Regions from separate parts of the Homo sapiens genome. Here region 2 is linked to region 1. A link is an interaction called in ENCODE POLR2A ChIA-PET data of the cell type or tissue named here. Cell type or tissue: GM12878. All regions are shown on one strand. Region 1 overlaps CHD9 (chromodomain helicase DNA binding protein 9). Region 2 overlaps CHD9 (chromodomain helicase DNA binding protein 9).

Region 1 (2,500 bases):
CCAAAGTGCTGGGATTACAGGTGTGAGCCACTGTGCCTAGCCATAAAATTTTAACTCCATACCCATTACCCACCATTTCTCTTAACCCTTACTCCTGGCAATCACCATCTACTGTCATTTCGATGAATATAACAACTCTAGACAACTCATATAAGTACAATCATACAGGATTTGTCTTTTTGTGACCGGTCTGTTTCACTTAGCATAATGTCCTCAAGGTTCTTCCATGTTGTAGCTAGCATGTGTCAGAATATCTTTCCTTTTTAAGGCTAATATTCCATTATATGTATATTATGGCCCACGTACGATTGTTTTTTCATGAAGATGAAGCATGCTCTGCTATAGAATCTAGCTTTTGGTAGTATACTTAGCTATTTTAAAAGAGGTAGAGTACAAGATGTCTGGATAGCAAATCCCAAACTGTGACCCAATTTTTTTTTTGAGATGGAGTTTTGCTCTTGTCACCCAGGCTGGAGTGCAATGGTGCAATCTCGGCTCACTGCAACTTCTGCCTCCTGGGTTCAAGCAATTCTCCTGTTTCAGCCTCCTGAGTAGCTGGGATTACAGGTGCCCTCCACCACGCTCAGCTAATTTTGTATTTTTAGTAGAGACAGGGTTTCGCCATGTTGGCCAGGCTGGTCTCATACTCCTGACCTCAGGTGATCCACCCGCCTCAGCCTCCTAAAGTGCTGGGATTGGCCGGGCATGGTGGCTCATGCCTGTAATCTCAGCACTTTGGGAGGCCGAGGTGGGCAGATCACCTGAGGTCGGTAGTTCGAGACCAGCCTGACCAACATGGAGAAACCCCATTTCTACTAAAAACACAAAATTAGTGAGGCATGGTGGTGCATGCCTGTAATCCCAGCTATTTGGGAGGCTGAGTCAGGAGAATCATTTGAACCCGGGAGGCGGAGGTTGCAGTGAGCTGAGATCGCACCACTGCACTCCAGCCTGGGCAAGAAGAGCTAAAGTCTGTCTCAAAAAAAAAAAAGTGCTGGGATTACAAGAGTAAGCCACTGTGCCCAGGCTGCTTAGAAAACTTCTAACCAATGTATTCTGAAAGTAATTCTTTTCTATGGACATATAATGTATCTTTGCTTAATTGACTTAATCATTACTTACAATCCTAAATGAACTTTTTTTTTTTTTTTTTGAGACAGGGTCTTGCTTTGTTGCCCAGGCTGGAATACAGTGGTGGCATGATCATAGCTCACTGCAGCCTTGACTTCCTGTACTCAAGTGAACCACCCACCTCTGCCTCCTGAGTAGCTGAGACTAAAAGCATGTGCCACCATGCCTGGCTGATTTTTAAAAATATGTTGTAGGCTGGGCGTGGTGGCTCACGCCTGTAATCCCAGCACTTTGGGAGGCTGAGGTGGGCGAATCACGAGGTCAGGAGTTTGAGACCAGCCTGGCCTACATAATGAAACCCCGTCTCTACTAAAAATACAAAAATTAGCTGGGCATAGTGGGCGCCTGTAGTCCCAGCTACTCGGGAGGCTGAGGCGGGAGAATCGCTTGAACCCGGGAGGCAGAGGTTGTGGTGAGCCAAGATAGCACCACTGCACTCCAGCCTGGGCAACAGAGCCAGACTCCATCTCAAAAAAAAAAAAAAATTTGTAGACAGGGTCTCACTATGTTGCCCAGGCCACAACAAACATTTTTAAAGTAGGACAAAAGGTTCCAAGAGAGAAATTTTATTGCCCCAAAACACAAATTAAAACTTATTAGAATTGTTGTTTTCTTCTTAACAGAGACCAAAATTCTAATCTCTGGTAGTAACTGAATATGTGATAACATATTCAACTCCGGCCCTGTTTCCTCATCAATGACAGGTTTTAACTGGATGCTTGTAAAGGTGTCTTATACTCTATACTTTGGGTTATTTTCTATATTCATATTCAGAAATTTTAAAACTTCATAGTCTCCCAAGAAAATAGTTAAAACACCACCACTACCCTAACCAAAACACAGACATAAGCTTCATTGGGAAGAAAGCTTCATCCTGATTACAGAATAAATGCAAGAAAGCTATGAAGCAGTAAGCTCCATATCTAAAAAGAAAAACTTATCTGAGATTTAATTAAAATTTTTTTAATTTACAAAAGATATCATATTTTTCCCCCCACTTCAGGAGCTCATCTATAATGTTCTATGCCTAAAATTCCTTTTAAAAAGAAAAAAAAATGTTTGGGTCATGGGCAAGAATCAGGAAAAATATTTTTAAATGCTGAAAAAGGTCATTACATTAACTGTGGGCGTATCACTGCCCTCATTCCTTTATTTTTCAGTCTAATATGACCTTAACATGTAACAGCATGAGTCCCAGCAAAAATGAGAAACTAAAAGAAAAATAATCCAACTTGTAATATTTATCCAGAAGTATCCTAAATTATTTTCAGTAGCTAATTAGCAAATCCTTAGGTGTTTTATTAACGTAAAATATATAAAATCATTATGAGGCCGGGCGTGGTAGCTCATGCCTGTAATCCTAGCACTT
Region 2 (2,500 bases), 66 kb after region 1:
TTTGCTAGAAAGCTCACAGAATGCAGGGAAACACTTTCCTTATGTTTACCAGTTTACTATAAAGACACAAGTCAGAAACAGCTAGATGAAGAGATGCAGAGGGCAAGGTATGGTGGGGCTAGACAGAGCTTCCATGCTCTCTCTGGGAGCACCACCTTCCTAGTTCTTCCAAGTGTTCACCAACCCAGATGCTCCTCAAATCTCATTGTTCAAGAGTTTTCATAGAGCTTAGTCTCCAGCATTGCACCCCCAGCCCCTTTCGAGGGGCTGGTCAGTAGGTGGTACTGAAAGTTCCAGTGTGGTCTTTTTGGTGACCAGCCATACCCTGAGGCTATCTAGGATTCCAACCAAAAGACACCCCACTAACATAAACTGAGGTATAATGGAAAGGGGCTTATTATGAATAACAAAAGATATTCCTACCATTCAGAAAATTCCCAGGGATGTAGGAGCTGTGTACCAGGAACCAGAGACAAAGACCAAATATATTTTTGTATTATACCACAGTGCCTAAACATAACTCAGTTCTAGAAGTGTTTCTGGCCAGATGTCAGATTAGAACGTCATCTGTTGAAGCATTTTATGCTAAGTCATTGGTTCAATCCAACAAACATTGTGTGAGCACTTAACGTGTGCAATATACAGCTCTAGGGGTGGAGGTATCCAAGCTGACCACAGCTTACCATGCATTTTGCAGTTTTAATAGAAAGCAATCTGGGAGCCCAATGGCATGAACAGCCAATGGTGGAAGTTTTGCCACCAAAGATGGACCAGACCAGTAGGAAAATCTTTTGAGGGGTACGAGAAGGAAAAGCTTTCCCAGGTCCCTTCATACTCCAAGGCTCCTGTATGTATAACGCTAGCCAAACAACCATACTGAAAGTATGGTCATCAAATCTTGCTGAACCAACCTAGGATTTATGCTTCCCAGGAGCTGCAGAGTGGGAGCTTCACTTTCAAAGACGACATAATGCCATATTCAGGCAACCTCTGACCTCTGCAGGCAGGAGGCGGGTAAATAAGCAGATAACTCTGGTGATGCTGGTTAGCATCACCTGATACAATGTTAACAGTGCCTCAGACCTCTTGCTTTTCTCTGAATTGGCAAAGCACAATGTTATCTTGCATTAATTTAAGGGGAGAAAGGACCCACACAGACTTCTCCTCAAATCTGCTTCTGGGCCAGGAGCCATGAGGAGTTAGGGGAATGGAAGTGGGGAGGGAAGCAGTAAGGGTCTTTAAGGGACCAAGGGAGTTGGGGAGCTAGGAATTCTGTATAGTCCAAGTTGACTATGCCAGATGTGGCTCATTTTATTTTCTTTTAAAAGATTATTATGGGCACAGGCAGGAAAAGAAAAAAAGTAGACATGATCAAATAATACTTAGTCTGTTTTATGTTGCTATAACAGAATACTACAGACTAGTAATTTACAATGAACAGAAATGTATTTGGCTCATAGCTCTGGAGGCTGGGAAGTCCAATGGCATACCACCAGCACCTTGAGACGACCTTTGTGCTGTGTCATCAGGTGGCAGAAGGTGGAATGGCAAGTAAGTGCAAGAGACAGAAAGGGAAACAGGGCCGAACTTCATCCTCCTCACTCCCAAGATAACTAACCCCTTCCTGTGAAAACATCATGAATCAATTCAAGAGGCCTCTACTCTTATGACCTAATCACCTCTTAAAGGTCCCACCTTATAATACTGTCACAATGGCAATTAAATTTCAACACCACTTTTGGAGGGAACATTCAAACCATAGCAAGTACAAAGTTTCAGTTACACAGGAGACATAAACTTAAGTGATATATTGGACAGAATGGTGACTATAATAAATAAAAATGCATTGTATATATATATTTTTTTCTCTTTTTCCTTTTCTGAGACATGGTTTCATTTTGTTGCCCATGCCGGAGTGCAGTGGTGCAATCTCAGCTCACTGCAACCTCCACCTCCCCGGTTCAAGCGACTCTCCTGCCTCAGCTCCCCAAGTAGCTGGGACTACAGATGAGCAACACCATGCCTGGCTAATTTTTGTATTTTTAGTAGAGACGGGATTTTTGCCATGTTGGCTAGGCTGATCTTGAACTCTGACCTCAAGTGATCCACCTGACTTGGCCTCCCAAAGTGTTAGAATTACAGGGGTGAGCCACTGCACTGGGTCGCATTGCATATTTCAAAATTGCCGAAGAAGTAGATTTCAAATGTTTTACCTCAAAAAAAGATAAGTGTGTGAGGTACTGAATTCATCAACTAGCCTGATTTAATCATTACATATTGTAAACGTACATTGTGCCCCTTAAATATATACTTTAAAAATAAAATTTTAGGCTGGGCGCGGTGGCTCATACCTGTAATCCCAGCATTTTGGGAGTCTGAGGCAGGCGGATCACGAAGTCAGAAGACAGAGCCCATCCTGGCTAACATGGTGAAACCCCGTCTCTACTAAAAATACAAAAACAAAATTAACTGGGCGTGGTGGCGGGTGCCTGTAGTCCCA

What was found. Peaks named below come from ENCODE experiments on the same cell type or tissue, not always from the same donor. Only the 100,000 strongest peaks of a DNase experiment are listed, where the experiment ranks them.
Region 2: POLR2A ChIA-PET joins it to region 1 with 6 read pairs; 11 of 35 experiments call an interaction of 5 or more read pairs at or near these places.

Annotation. Positions count from the first base shown.
Region 1 is chr16:53,143,648-53,146,147 of GRCh38, reverse strand. All of the region lies in intron 1 of CHD9 (chromodomain helicase DNA binding protein 9), which reads right to left. Among named protein-coding and RNA genes, the nearest start is that of CHD9, 90 kb to the right of the region's middle. In GM12878, no CTCF peak of the experiment used is centred here; no DNase peak of the experiment used is centred here.
Region 2 is chr16:53,077,456-53,079,955 of GRCh38, reverse strand. The region is part of intron 1 of CHD9 (chromodomain helicase DNA binding protein 9); the gene reads right to left. Among named protein-coding and RNA genes, the nearest start is that of CHD9, 24 kb to the right of the region's middle. In GM12878, no CTCF peak of the experiment used is centred here; no DNase peak of the experiment used is centred here; H3K27ac peaks cover 348 bases.